2 separate regions of the Homo sapiens genome follow, and region 2 is linked to region 1. Evidence: chromatin contacts called from ENCODE Hi-C data. All regions are on one chromosome and are shown on one strand. The core of a region is the stretch at or near the end of the contact, and the rest is flanking DNA. Distances in the headings are between cores, read along the strand shown.

Region 1 (7,692 bases), core at 1,924-4,423:
GTCAGCCTCCCCACAGCTGGGGACTACAGGCACACGCTGCCACGCCCGGCTAATTTTTGTATTTTTAGTAGAGACGGGGTTTCACAGTGTTAGCCAGGATGGTCTCGATCTCCTGACCTTGTGATCCGCCCACCTCGGCCTCCCAAAGTGCTGGGATTACAGGCGTGAACCACCGCGCCCGGCCATTTTTTTGTATTTTTAGTACAGACAGGGTTTCACCATGTTAGCCAGGATGGTCTCCATCTCCTGACGTCGTGATCCGCCTACCTTTGTCTCCTAAAGTGTTGGGATTACAGGCGTGAGCCACCGCGCTTGGCCTATTTTTATTTTTTGAGATAGAGTCTTGCTCGTGTCACCCAGGCTGGAGTGCAGTGGTGCAATCTTGGCTCACTGCTACCTTGGCCTCCAGGGTTCAAGCAATTCTCCTGCCTCAGACTCCTGAGCAGCTGGGACTACAGGCACATGCCACGATGCCTGCCTAATTTTGTTTATTTTTGGTAGAGGATAGGTTTCACCATGTTGCCCAGGCTGGTCTTGAACTCCTGACCTCAGATGATCCTCCTACCTCGGCCTCCCAAAGTTCTGGGATTACAGGCGTGAGCCACCACACCTGGCCGAACAGATATTTATTAAACACCTATTGGGTGCCAAGCGGTATGCTGATTGCTTGAGGCTACCCACACTGGTGCATAAATGACCAGTCTTTAATAATAATAGCAAACACATACGTTCCAAGCACAAGTACATTAACCCATACAATGGTTACAAAGACCACTTTACAGTTGAAGAAACAGGCAAAACCGGTTATTTTTAACTTGCTCAAATCCACACAGTAAGGAAGAAGAGAGGCCAATATTTTAATTTAGGAAACCTGGCTGCTTCAAAGCCTCATGCTGTTAAAAACCACACTACGCTGCCTTAAGATATGTCATTTGGGAAAGAAAGTTAACTCTTTTTCCAGTTGTTTAGATAAGCTGGGATCTATCATGAAAGTTTATCTAAAGATATAACTGAGCTTCCAGATGGGGTGACAGTACCAGGAGCACAGGCAGAGGTGTTCAGAAAGGAGAACTGGGAAGAGGCGGAAGAGACATTTTGCCACTTCTTTGTTTGCTTGGTGTTGGAAGTGACCGCTAATGAAAACCTGTCATGAAAATCAACAAGAGAATGCATTTCTTTTAAAGTAACGCATTCACAGCACAATCTTAAGTGCATTCTGAAGTCCTGCTGTCTTTTTTTTTTTTTTTTTTTTTTTGCGACGGAGTCTCACTCTGTCGCCAGGCTGGAGCGCAGTGGCGCCATCTCGGCTCACTGCAACCTCAGCCTCCCAGGTTCAAGGGATTCTCCTGTCTCAGCCTCCCGAGTAGCTGGGATTACAGACACCTGCCATCACGCCCAACTAATTTTTGTATTTTTAGTAGAGACGGGGTTTCACCTTGTTGGTCAGGCTGGTCTCGATCTCTTGACCTCGTGATCCGCCCGCCTCGGCATCCCAAAGTGCTGGGATTACAGGCGTGAGCCACCGCACCCGGCCTCTGTCTTAAACATCATAAAAACATAAGAACCCAAAAAAGATGGAGGGGAGTGCGCCCTTAGCTGCCCCAAACTGGCGTGGTGGGAGGCAGGGCAATTGGTCTAGTTTTCTGAGCCGTAGGATTAGGGCTCTGGGTGAGGCCAGAGTCCCTAAAGTTGTACCCATATCTGCGTGTTTGTATTTCCTGTTTGTAATTCCTCCTGTTTGTACTTTTTGTCTCTTATACGGTACACTTAAAGTTTCTCCACAAGGTGTTTCAGCATAAAGTACTCAAAAACTAAAAACGTTTAATTTCATTATTAGGTTAAGTGTGTAAAAAATGCCCCATCAAGGTTCTTGTACAAACTCCCATTATTCTCCCAGACTCCGAAGTGGCACTCCAGAATAATTTTACGTGGGTTAGCATCTTTTATAAAACGGGCAGGCAGAGCGGCTTATGAAATTAACCTTGGAAACCACGCGGCCACTCTTTCGGGAAATGCCTCCTATTTATGTTTACATGGGCCAGCAAGAGAATCCAAGGTTGGAAAGGTCATTCCTCACTACAGAGGCTCATCGCAATCACAGTTCCGTCTCCAAATTCGAGTTTTGGGTGTGAAGAGTTTATAAAGTCCAGCCGCTGTCCTCGCAGTGTTTGGGGTTAGCGGAGGGAGAGCTTGTTTGCGACCAAACTTGCCGCGCGGGGCGGCCGCTTGCAGGAACACTGCGGCCTTGTGCGCTCGGCGGTCTGAGCTCCTGCGAGGCCGAGAACGACGCCTAGCGCCCAGCGGCCTCCGCGAACAAAAAGCGACCGGTCGGAAGGTGCTGGCCCAGCCGCCCCTGGCGCTCGAGCCCGAATCCGGCCACAGACCATGAAGGGACGCCCGGCACCACGTGCGCGGGGATCCGCGGACGGGACGCTCCCCGGCACCTCCGGGGCTGGGCCGGCACCGCACGGTCCCACCCAGACAGTAGCTGCCCCGGGCCCCCAAAACAGCCGCTCCTAGCTCCTCCCTCCCAGCTCTGCGGTGGCCCAAGCCGCCCTCCGCGCGCTTGACCCAGAACAGTACGGAGTTCTGCACGAGCCGGGGGTGGGGCCTGTCTCAGCGCGCGGCGGTGGGGCGGGGCTTGGACACGGGCCCGGCTCAACTTGAGGGAGGCGGGGCTCGAGGCTCAGAGGAGTTGGAGCCCGCTCTGCGCGCTGCGGGACGGGGCACGGCGGAGCAGGGTTGGGTCCGCCTCGAGCGGGGAGGGTGATGCTGCACCACAGGGGCGGGGCTGGAGGTAAAGCGCGGAGCGGAGAGGGACCAGGCTCGGCACTGATTTGTGTTCAGGGCTAGCCCAGAGGGGCGGGGCCAGGTACGGGGCGCAGCCGGGAGCGGGAGGGGCGGTGCAGGACGGGGCCGGGCACGGCGCGGGAAGAGGCCAGGAGCAGCAACGGGTGCGGGGCGGGGCCGGGAGCGTCAAGGGGCGGGGAAGAGGGGGGAATGGGCGGGGCCGAGCTCTGCGAGGGGCGAGGTGGGGAATGCAGAGCGGGGCCGGACGCGGGAGCAGGGAGCTGGGCGGGGAGCGGGGCGGGGAGCTGGGCTGGGCTCGGCACGGGGCGGGGCGGAGGGTGGGGAGCGGAAAGCAGGACGCACGGCTCCCGCGGCCCGCTGGCTGCCCTTCCCGCCAGCGCAGGTGTGGGACGGGCGGCGGACTAGGCACAGAGCTGCGGGAGCAGGCACAGGGAGTGTGGAGCCTGGCGGCGGGACGGCGGGATCCGGTGGGAGCCGGAGTCCCGCCGAGGGGGGCTGGAGGTGGAGGGGCCCGGCGAGGCCGCGATGAAGCCGAGCGGCGAGGACCAGGCGGCGCTGGCGGCCGGCCCCTGGGAGGAGTGCTTCCAGGCGGCCGTGCAGCTGGCGCTGCGGGCAGGACAGGTGAGCGCCACGGCTGGGCTCGGAAGTCCGGGCGGAGCAGAAGCGCGTGGGCCTTGGGAGCCGCCTGGAGTGGCGGGGTCCTGGCGCGCAGCCGGCGGGCGCCCAGGGTCCGCACCCGAGGGCGCGGGGCGCGGAGCGGTGAAAGGAGCCTTTGTGCTGGTGTCCTGGACACACCTCCCGCGCCCTTCTCCAACTCCCGGAGCCCTGGCGGCGAGCCCCTCTGCTTTGGAGTTCAGCGGCTAACGTGACCTTTGCGTTTGAGTGAGTGGTCAGAATGTAGAAATCTCTCCAGGGGTAGCGTACGGGGCTGTTGATTTTTAAGGACCTATGAACGGATTCAGCTCGCGGTAGGAAGCCCGGGGCTAAGCCCCAGCCGCGTGGGGATCTGGCTGGGCTGCCGTTTGATTGTCCTGGCTGCAGCATCCTCAACCCAAACTTACTCTGACCCACACCCTGAAAGTGGCTCAGCTCCGCGACGGCCACGGACTCAGAGTTCAGGAGGAACTTGTTACACTGCCCGGAAGGATGAAAACCGAGCCGCAGAGCTACCGAAAACCAGCGAGCAGAGTTTAAAATGGAGTGCAGTTCCTCTCTTCTCTTTTTCATTTTTGTGATTGTTCCTTCCACTTTCCTCAGTACCTTTAGCAGTGCCTGACACACCGACGGTAGTGGTAGGCAAGCGAGTGTTGGTTCTCCCAGGACTGTAAGATGGCTTACTCCATGTTTGTCTCTTAGGATGTGATTGTGGGCCGGGCGCAGTGGCTCACGCCTGTAATCCCAGCACTTTGGGAGGCCGAGGCGGGTGGACCACTTGAGGTCAGGAGTTCGAGACCAGCCTGACCAACATGGTGAAACCCCGTCTCTACTGAAAATACAAAATTAGCTGGGCATGGTGGCGCGTGCCTTAGTTCCAGCTATTTGGGAGGCTGAGGCAGGAGAATCACTTGAACCTGGGAGGCGAAGGTTGCAGTGAGCTGAGATCGCGCCATTGCACACCAGCCTGGGCAACAAGAACAAAACTCCGTCTCAAAAAAAAAAAAAAAAAGTGATTGTTTTCGGGGATTTTAGAGACAGGAGGTGTGCTGAGAGCAGATTGGCCTTTTATATTCAAACATTTGTTTTCTTTTTTGAGGTCTGACAGTCCGAAAATGCTCTACCAGTTTCCCTAGATGTTGAAATCGGACTGTTATCAATCTTAAATTTGAAGTGAGTCGTCATAAAGTGGATAGTGCTTTACCTTGGTGCAAATCCTCTAATCCTGTTTAAAAATTAATCTGCAATACTAAGTAGACTCATTTTTTGTTGAAGGGCCTTCCTTCCCTTTGTAGTTTGAAGAACCCAAGCCTCAGACCGTAAAGAATGAATGAATTTAAGAGTGTTGCGAAACTCCACCCTTTGACCTTTCCCTCCTGTAGGAAAAGGAGGACCCTAAACCTTCCTGCAAGGCAGATGAAGCTTGTAGCTTCAGTGCAAGCGTTCTTCCTGGAAAGCAGAGCTGCTGTGTGCATGGAACACGGGTTCTCCTTCCATCCTTCCCTGCCTCCCAGCTTTCCTTCCAGAGCAAGCATCAGCCAGATATTTAGGAACTTTTAGGTTCTACTGTAAAACTTTTCTTCCTTGAGGCAGTGAAAAGCCAGCTTAGGATTCAGACATTGCTGTGTAAACCCTGGCGAGCTAAGTTAGGAGTTTCTGTGGTTTTCAAATTTAGATCCTTGAAGAAACAGAAGATTTTAAAATTTTATGTTATTATTTAACAAATGTGCATAAAGAGCTTGCAATAGAGCAGGAACAGTTCTAAGGCTCCTATGACTTTTAACTTAAGAGATATTTTATGTTTTTGCAACTTGCCAGCAACAAAAAAAGCTTTTTTTAAACGCTGGAGAGGGTTGCAATAAAGATGCTGCCATTAGGAGTCCGGTCAGGAAGCCCGGGCCGCCCGGGGCTCCCCCTCAGGCATTATGCTGATGCTTCCTGCCTGCCGGGCAGTGCTGAGGGAATGGCCTGAAGGTCTGCTGCTGGGACAAACAGAAGCCACACGAGGTCATCGGAACCTGTGTAAAGAGGGACAGATTGTCTTCTAATGCAATCGGGGGCTGACTGGAGAAAACATATCCTTTAGCCAGATGACCTGGTTCGGGGTGTAAAGGTCGTGAGTGGTGATCCTTTTGGAGTTCTCCTTAGTGAAGAGCATGTTGGCAAAGTCGCAGGGCCCCCAGATGCTCACCCTTCACTAGCACCCAGCATTCTACCACTCTGTTGTTCGCTGCTCTCAGCTGCCCCTGAGATGGAGTCTGTGTTCTAGATGCGGAAAGGTGAGGGAGCCGAAGGAGAGACCTTCCAAGAGATAAAGGTGCACTGTCCTTTCTCTCTTAGACTGGTTCCGCTCAAGGTGGCCCTGGAGAAACTGCTTCCATTTCCCCTCTGCCCCAGTTCTGGCAGGCTTCCCTGTCCCAGGCTCCCAATTCCCTCACCTGCCCCCTCCATGCTTCTGTGCCACTCTTCCTTCCGTGACCGTGGGGATCATCCCTGCCCTCCTAGTTCCAGCCACCCACACTGTGACGGGAGCCTCCTCCCTGGCTGTTGGGCTTTTGGGGAGGGAGTGACCACAGCCCCACCCCAAGTACAGATGACAGTATTCACTGATGTGGATGGTTGTCATCTTTTGTGTGATGTGTGAACAGAAGTATTGTAGACAGCTCTGCCTTTCAAATCCCCCCGCGGAGCTGAACCAGCTTCTGTTGGGCCAGAAACTTAGACAATTTAGGGGGCCCTCTTTAAGAAAATACAAACTTTGCCAGATGTGGTGGCTGAAGCCTGTAATCCCAGCACTTTGGGAGGCTGAGGCTTGTGGATCACCTGAGGTCGGGAATTTGAGACCAATATAGTGAAACCCCATCTCTACTAAAAATACAAAAACTGTGGCCGGGCGCGGTGGCTCACGCCTGTAATCCCAGCACTTTGGGAGGCCGAGGTGGGCAGATCACAAGGTCAGGAGATCAAGACCATCCTGGCTAACACGGTGAAACCTCGTCTCTACTAAAAAATACAAAAAATTAGCCGGGCGTGGTGGCGGGCGCCTGTAGTCCCAGCTACTCAGGAGGCTGAGGCAGGAGAATGGCGTGAACCCGGGAGGCGGAGTTTGCAGTGAGTAGAGATCGTGCCACTGCACTCCAGCCTGAGCGACAGAGCAAGACTCCGTCTCAAAAAAAAAAAAAAAAAACAACAAAAATCAGTCGAGCGTGGTGGCACACGCCTGTAATCCCTGCTACTAAGGAGGCTGAGGCAGGAGAATCCCTAGAACCTGGGATGTGGAGGATGCAGTGGTGAGCCTAGGTTGCACCACTGCACTCCAGCCTGGGTGATAAGAGCGAAACTCTGTCTCAAAAAAAAAAAAAAAAAAAAAAGAGAAAATACAAAATTACAAATTCAAACTTAGATATAAAAGTTATTTAGAATAAGAACAATCACATCTATAAATTTCTAAGGTGCTAAGAAATACTGCAAATATCACGAAATACACAAAAATAACAATTCTTTCACTGCTTCTCATACTTCCGTAATACTTTTTGCCCTTTTTCTGGTTTCATACTGTTTGCATCTTTTGAATGATAATGATTTTGTAATACTTTATATGGGGAGAATAGAAAGATAAATTCAGCATTTCCTGTTGCTTGGCTTATTGAAATTTATTACTGATAATTTAGAAAATTTAGGCTTCAAACTTGTTACTGGTAACAATTGGCTTATAAATTTTTAGGATGTCATCAAATTGAGAACCTTCTATGAATTTTTTTATACATTAGTTGTAAGTGAGTCTGTTTTTCACAGACTTGCTCCTGGCTCTGTGCAGTTGAAATCTGGTTTATTTTTGTGATCCACACATTTTCAGTGCCAGTGTCTGTGTCCACCTCATGTGCTCCTCTGGTCCTGTATGTTTTTGTCACCATGCCAGGTGGGTCGGCGTGATGGACAGGGGAGTATGCCTGGAAGCCCTTTCTACACTGGATGGCTCTCAGTAACTTACAGAGAAATGTGACTGCAAACCCTATTGAAGCAAAGTTAGTTCATCTACTCAGCTTATCTTTAGCCCACACTGGCTGTATCCACGCCAGTGCCACCTGATGCAAAGTCTGATGGAAGGACAGTTTAAGTGGAAAGGCACAAGGTTAGATCTACAGTCAAAACAGCTGACTTTTGCCCATTACAAAAGGGGTTTGTGTACGGCTTTGTGAACACTTTGTTAGGGTCCCTTGCAGGCAA
Region 2 (7,692 bases), core at 2,421-4,920, 2.6 Mb before region 1:
CAGCAATGTGGAGCTTAGAAGTGGGGAATACAGACCAATGGCAGCACTTAACCTGTCCTTCAACCTCTTTTCATTCCTTGTTCTCTGGGGTGGATTAGCTGGGGCAAAGGAAGGCCTAGAATTGAAAGGGTATAATCCACCAGCCCTGAGAAGTGAGTTCTAGATCAGAAGTTCACAAACTACAATTGTCCTTGTTATAACCCCATGGCAGGCAGAATAATGCATCCCACCAACCCCTAAAGACTTCTGTATCCTAACCTGTGAATATGTTGTCTTATATGGCAAAAGGGCCTTTGGAAATGTGTTTAAGCCAAGCATCTTGAGATAGGGAGATTATCCTGGATTATCCAGGTGGGCTGGACATAATCCCAAGGCATTGTAAAGAGGGGTGGGAAGGTCAGAGTCATAGAGGGAGTGTGACTGTGTTCGAAGAGTTGAGACAAAGAGTGAGAAAAAGAGGAGGGAGGTATTGATTTGAAGATGCTAAAGCTGCTGGACTTGAAATGGAGGGAGGACCACAAACCAAAGACTCTAGGTGGCCTCTAGAAGCTAGAAAGGCAAGACAATGGGTTCTCTCCTAGAGCTTACAGAAGGAACATAGCCCTGCTGACACCCTGATTTTAGAATTCCTGGCCTCCAGAACTGTAAAGTAATAAATTCATTTCATTTATTTATTTATTTATTTATTTTTTGAGACAGGGTCTCACTCCCATGCTCAAGTTGGAGTGCAGTGGTGTGATCACAGCCCACTGCAGCCTCAACCTCCCAGGATCAAGTGATCCTCCTACCTCAGCCTCCCAAGTAGCTGGGACCACTGGTGTATGCCACCACACCTGACTAATTTTTACTTTTTTTTTAGTAGAGTTGGAGTTGTGCCATGTTGCCCTGGCTAGTTTTGAACTCCTGGGCTCAAGGCATCCTCCCAACTTGGCTTCCCAAAGTGCTGGGATTACAGGTGTGAGCCACTTCGCCCTGTCAAATTTGTGTTGTTTTAAGCCACTAAACATGAGGTAATTTGGTAGAGCAGCTGTGGCTGGCTGAGAGACTCCACCCACTGACACATCTGTATCCGATTGAGGATTGGGAGTGAATCCTTTGAACTTTTCATTGAACCCTACTAAGAAGCTCTATCACATTGTTGTCAGACTCTCTCACTTGCAAAGATCAGAAAGTCTTCTGGTGAAATAAAATAGCCACTGCAGTGACCCCCGTGGCTCCCAGATTCCCAAATGGCCAACCATTTGAGATCCGGAACCACTTGATATTCACCTGAGGGCTCAACTACCATTTGACCTTCCAGGTCCTGTCAAAGAGGATCTTTAATTTAAATGAAAAATAACTGTGTTACTTTTCTTATTATCAAATTAATACAAGCAAAGACATCAGAAAATGCAGACAAGCAAAAAGAAAAAAACATCATTAACAACAGACAACACTCCATCTCACTGAGATAACCACTAATACCATCATTATCTTTCCAGCACTTTAAAAATAACTCTAGTCCGGGCACCGTGGCTTGCACCTGTAATCCCAGCACTTTGGGAGGCCGAGGTGGGCAGATCACCAGGTCAGGAGTTCAAGACCAGCCTGGCCAACATAGTGAAACCCCATCTCTACTAAAAATACAAAAAATTAGCCGGGCGTGGTGGTGTGCGCCTGTAATCTCAGCTACTCGGGAGGCTGAGGCAGAAGAATCTCATGAACTCGGGAGGCGGAGGTTGTAGTGAGCCGAGATGGCAGCGTTGCACTCCCGCCCAGGTGAAAGTACAAGACTCTGTCTCAAAAACAAACAAACAACAACAAAATTAATTATTCAAAAACTATGCAGTACTTTAAAATTTTTTATGTATCATGAATATCTCTAGTCGCAATATTCATCTGCAACACTAATTGTCATAGTGTGATCTGGGGCTGCTAGGGAGGGATCCCAAGACATTTTCAGGAGGTTGTGAGCTCAAAATTATTTTAATTTTAATTCTAAGGCATTATTTGACTTTTCACCCTCATTCTCTCACAAGCAGAAACTACATAATACATGATACTGCAACAGTTTGAATACAGAAGCAGATATAAAAACAGTGGCTATTAAGTTTGATGTTAAAGGCAATAGCAAAAATCTAAAACCACGCTGTTCTTCCTACTGTTTTAAAATATATACTTATTTTTCATTAAATATTTGTTATCATATAATGGGTTTGTTATTTTTAAATGAAATAATGAATATGTAAAAAATTGTTTTAATTTTGAAAGTATTAACAGATGTAGCACACATACACAAAACCTCTTTGGCATGCTCCATAATTTTCAGGAGTGTAAAGGGATTCCGAGACGAAAAAGTTTGAGAACCTCTGATCTGCGGTATCACTTTTTAATGGCTGAATTAGTGCATTGATCGGAAGTTTCCTAATTCACTTAACTAGTATATAATGCCAAGAATAAGATTCTTATACTTAAATTTGGGTATACCCTTAATTATTTCTCTAGGATAATTTTCAAGGATGATTTTTAAAACCCATATTTATTGTACAAAAGTGGGCTAACATCAGTAATGCAATCCACCCCCAGCCAATCAGCTGTTTTCATTCTGTTTCCTTCCAATCAACAAAGGTGGGTGGTAGGCATTTACGATTTACCAGCATAAGGGTTTGACACTAGGTCATCATTTCCAAGGGAAGGTGCCCCGCGGACGGTCTGGTCTAGCGGGCTCTAACTTAATCACCCTGGAATCTTCTTTAAAAAGCAAATTCCGGCCGGGCACTATGGTTCACACCTGTCATCCCAACGATTTAGGAGACCGCGGTGGGAGGATCGCTTGAGCCCCGAAATTTGAAACCAGCTTGGGCAACATAGCAAGACCTCCATATCTACAAAAAAATAAAATATTAGCCAGGCGTGGTGGTGCGCGCCCGTAGCCCCAGCTACTCGGGAGGCTGAGGCGGGAGGATTGCTTGAGCCTAGGAGGTGGAGGCTGCAGCGAGCCTGATGTTGTCACTGCCCTCCAGCCTGGTGAGAGTGAGACCTTGTCTCAAAAGAAAAAAAAAAAAAAGCAACCCAGAGTTGTGGGAAAGAACTGAGTGTCATTCTCAATGTTTTTAACCTACGTGCTAACCGCGCACCTTCTACCTAGGCTGCGCGACCTCCGCGCCCGGATCCATGGCGCCCCCTCTTCTCGACTCCCGATGCAGAGCTCCGATGCAGAGCTCAGCGCCAGCCACTCACAAGGAGCCTGGCAAGTTTTATCGAATTGGTGAACGAAGTTCGAAAGCTCTACCCTTGGAGATCCTTATTCAGTAGGTCTGAGGTAGACCTAGGAAACGCGCATTTTATATAAATCCTACCTCTGACGGCAAACGACAAGGGGTTCACGTGCCAGCTCTCCTCGGCGACGCGCTAGGCTACTCAGCGCCCCGAGCCTCGGCCTCGCATCGCTAGAACCCGGCCATGGCCGCTTCCTTACAGGGCAGCTGTGAGGAGTCCTGAGGAATTTTAGTACACGGCATATCCTCAGCGTAGTGGCTAGCACATCACAAGGCTTTAATCTTAACACTGTTGATCTTAACACTGCAACTGAGGGGGCCCGGAGAATGGGCCTGACAGGAGGGTCTGTCGGAACCTGAGGGACTGGGGATCCCGGTGCGGAGAAGCGCGAAGGGAAATCGCGTTGAGCAGCTGGGGTGGGTGCGCCTGGGGGCGTGGCCTGCGGGCCGGCGGGCGGGCGGGAGCCTGCGGTGGAGGCGTGGCACGAGGGAGGGGCGAAACCGGGTGGCGCGGAGGGGGCGTGGCGTTGGGAGGGGCGGGGGGAGTGGGCGGGGCCGAGATGGGGGCGTGCGCGCTGACAGGAGCGCCGGGGGAGTGAGAGACGCCTCCTGGCGGGAGCTGGCGGCTGTGGACCCCAGCGGGGGCGGAGGGGAAGAGGGGAGCAGGGGCGGGGAGCAAGGAGCCGGGAGGAGGGCGGCGGGCGGGCCTGTCTCTTTAAGGTGCCCGAGGCTCGCGGGCGCTGCGCTGAGGGGACGGCGGGAGGCGCGGCCTGGCCTCGCACTCAAAGCCGCCGCAGCGCGCCCCGGGCTCGGCCGACCCGGCGGGGATCTAGGGGTGGGCGACTTCGCGGGACCGTGGCGCATGGTGAGTGGGAGCGGCTGGGGGGTTGTGCAGCCTCTTGGCCTCTTGGTTGGGAAGGGGCCGGGCGCCGAGCTCGGCCCTCTAGAGGCCCGGGGCCGCGGCGAGCTTCGCGGGGGCCGGGAGAAGCCTGGGCCCGGCTGCGCGGAGGACAAAGTGGGGGTGCTGGGCGCGGGCGCACAGGCCGGACGCCGGGAGCCAGCAGCATCTCTGCGCCGCTTTGGTCCAGACCATCTCTGGGCCGGCCCGCGTCCTCCGCAGCCCGCGTCGGCCGAGCCGGGGTGGGGGTGGTTCCGGGTGCCCGGTCCCCCACACCGCTACCGGCCTCTGCCTCGCGGGGCGTCCGGCGCCTTCGGGGCCCTGGCACCGCTCTACAGAGGCTCGGCTCTGCCCTGGTCGCTGTCAGTGCCATCTCCCTTAACGAGAAACTTGGGCGTGATGTATGCGAAACAATTTTGATGCATGATGGTTTCTAACTCCTTAGGAAAAGATAAGTCCTTTAATTCTATTACCTGATTTCGACATGGTCGTAGTTACTTGAATACTTTTTCCAGTGAAATTTGGGGAGTAAGATGAATTTGTGGAACATTTCATAAGACAACCGTAAAAGATGGGAAAGGGGGGAAATCCCAGTTTTCATGGTTGTAGGATGAAAACTAGTTCCACGACAGTTAGTCTCCAAATAACCTTATTTGGCCTCCGCAAATATGTACTGGTTGCTCCAGAAATCATCCTACTTGGTATGCGGCGTTAGATACATTAGAAAATTAGTTACTAACGGTCTTTAGGGAATGCTTTGTGAGCCTCAGTAACGATCACCAGGGTTTTCTCTTTCAAAATTGACTCATACCAGGTCCAAAGCCCTTTATTCTTTTCACCCTTTTATTATTTTTCCTTTAATGTACTTTGTAACACTTAGAATAAAAGTTTAGAGTAATCATAAATGCCCCCATAAACTCACTATTTATCCCTCTTACGTCAGTAGTCATTTATTTTAATTTATTATGTTTGATAGGGAGGTGTTTTAACCTGAAGAAATGATATCTTCCCGTATTTAAAGTTTAATAACTGTATACTGTTTGGCCCCTGTCAGACTGTGTTTGTGCTAGTCTTTTTTCCTTCTTCTTTTTGAACTGTAGTATCTTCTTAATAACTTTGAAGAATGTGTGGTACTAATAGAATTAAAAGAATATCTTGGCCGGGCGCGGTAGCTCACCCCTGTAATCCCACACTTTGGGAGGCCGAGGCGGGTGGATCACCTGAGGTCAGGAGATCGAGACCAGCCTGGCCAATATGGTGAAACCCCGTCTCTACTAAAAATACAAAAATTAGCGGGGCGTGGTGATAGGCTCCTGTGATCCCAGCTACTCGGGAGGCTGAGACAGGAGAATCGCATGAACCCGGGAGGCGGAGGTTGCAGTGAGCCGAGATTGCGCCACTGCACTCCAGCCTGGGCGACAGAGCGAGACAACGTCTAAAAGAAAAAAAAAAAAAAGAATATCGTCACATTCTAATAATTACCTAGAGTTTTTAATGCAATTAGTAATTAAACAGCCTTTTGTTATTTGCTCAATTATTTAAGAAGTGACTCTGTGGACTCTACTTCTTGCTTTGAGCTGCTTTATTCTGTCTAAATAAGCCTGAATAATTTCCATTTAAAATTTTGTTTTGATTCTAAGAATTAAAATTAAATATCTTAAAATTATAATACAATATTAATAGTTTTATATGGGCTTACAGTTGAATAATGGACCTAAAATTAAAGTTGAATAGTAGCAGTGCAGTATTGAAGCTAGTTATTTGCCTGATATACTCTCAAGTTACTGAGGGTTTAGATATACTCACTCTACTTTCACAGTCACCATTTCTGGATAGTCTGAGGAACTGTAGAGTTCTAGGTCCTTGAAGATGGCTATGAAGCCATTATTATACAAAATTATTGTTTATTTTTGAATGTTTATATAATCTTTCATTGAGAATGATCTTTAAATGATCACTCAAAAGTTTTTTGAAGGCCAGGCATGGTGGTATTGTCTGTAGTCCCAGATAACTGGGAGGCTGAGGTGGGAGGATCACTTGAACCCAGGAATTGAAGGCTGCAGTGAGCTATGATCACACCACTGTACTTCAGCCTGGGCAACAGAGCAAGACTCTAAAAAAGAAAGAAAAAGTATATTGACACAAACAATGAGTCTTAGTTTATGTTTTGTTTCTCATTTTTATATTTGTTTTTACCCTAGCACTTGCCTTTGAATTAAAGTTGTGTTTGTTTGTTTAGTTTCCTGGGAGTTACTGATCATCTTCTTTGAAGAAACATGAAGTTACACTATGTTGCTGTGCTTACTCTAGCCATCCTGATGTTCCTGACATGGCTTCCAGAATCACTGAGCTGTAACAAAGCACTCTGTGCTAGTGATGTGAGCAAATGCCTCATTCAGGTAGGACTAAGAGTACTTTTATTAATATCAAAATATATTGTAGAGCAGAAACATTATGTTTATATACAGATATAGAGTGCATATATCATATAGAGTAAGACCTGAGTATTGGGTCAGGGCCTGAGGTACTGAATCATGACACACAGGTCTGGATTTTTACCCTCATAGCAATCAATATATATAGGCAAGGTTAGATTCAAGAAGTTCAATACTGAGTATAATATCCTGTTGTATAAACATGTCATTACAAGGTGATGAGCACTCTATTCAGATGATTTAATCTGTGTAATCTAATTAACATAGCAAAGAGGTTCAATGAATGTATTTAGAAAAAAAATTAGCTGGTCAAATAATAGATAAATTGTTACCCTAAGTATGATGTATTAGTTGTCCATTGCTATGTAACAAATTACCCCAAAACATAGCAACTTAGTGCAATAAACATGTATTATTTCATGCAGTTTCTGAGGGCCTGGAATCTGGGAGCAGTTTAGCCAGGTGGCTGTGGCTTAGGGTCTCCCACAATGTTGCAGGCAAGTTGTTGGCTGGGATTGGACAATCTGCTTTCAAGATACTTCGAAGTTATATCTCTTCCAATCATCAAGGCAGGCCTCTTAATGTAGCCACCACTCTCATTTTTCTGGGGAGAAAAGTAAGAGGAAGTAATGTGGCTAAGTTAACAGGCTCGTATTGAACTCCTGATTAGCTTCCTTTCTAGTTGCAGGCTGTGCACTCAGAAATTCAGTAGCCACACACATTAGCATTCTATGTAAAGTATGAGTCAGCTAACATGACTGTAACCCTCACTTGAGAGTAATTGTGTATATGTGCTAGAGTGACAATTGTTTTTATACATCAGAAGCATTTTGTGCTTATTTCTGACATTTTGGTCCTTCTCGCTAATAGTTGGAATTCTACTTGCCCCCATTTCGTACTCTGATAACCCTAACTTTGCATTTCAAACCAAAACATTTAACTAGAGAAGTGTGTTTGCTGTTCAGTTTTTAACTTTTTCGCTGTGGACATTTTCAGGTATAAAAGGAGAAGAATATAATGAACCATCCATGAGTAGTTACTGCAGTCACTACCTCATGGCTACTCTTATTTTATCTATACCCTCCTACATTATTCACTCCCA

What was found. Hi-C counts contacts between places; a loop is a spot of excess contacts on that map. Pooled maps may share reads with other maps.
Region 2: a map of CD4-positive, alpha-beta T cell shows a loop between it and region 1 (7-fold over the local background). The contact joins the promoter of TWSG1-DT here to the promoter of IMPA2 in region 1. A Hi-C loop is called at or near these places in 2 of 168 maps with a recorded cell type or tissue (CD4-positive, alpha-beta T cell and CD8-positive, alpha-beta T cell) and 12 of 50 pooled maps.

The regions. Positions count from the first base shown.
Region 1 is chr18:11,978,334-11,986,025 of GRCh38, forward strand. It overlaps IMPA2 (inositol monophosphatase 2), which reads left to right and starts at 3,174. Exons shown (of 8, transcript NM_014214.3): 1 at 3,174-3,432. The coding sequence starts at 3,337. RefSeq lists silencers at 2,097-2,391, 2,232-3,711.
Region 2 is chr18:9,330,799-9,338,490 of GRCh38, forward strand. It overlaps TWSG1-DT (TWSG1 divergent transcript), which reads right to left and starts at 3,671. Exons shown (of 3, transcript NR_183523.1): 1 at 3,339-3,671. It overlaps TWSG1 (twisted gastrulation BMP signaling modulator 1), which reads left to right and starts at 3,975. Exons shown (of 5, transcript NM_020648.6): 1 at 3,975-4,122; 2 at 6,395-6,554. The coding sequence starts at 6,432. RefSeq lists a silencer at 3,676-4,465 and enhancers at 4,263-4,763, 4,526-4,575.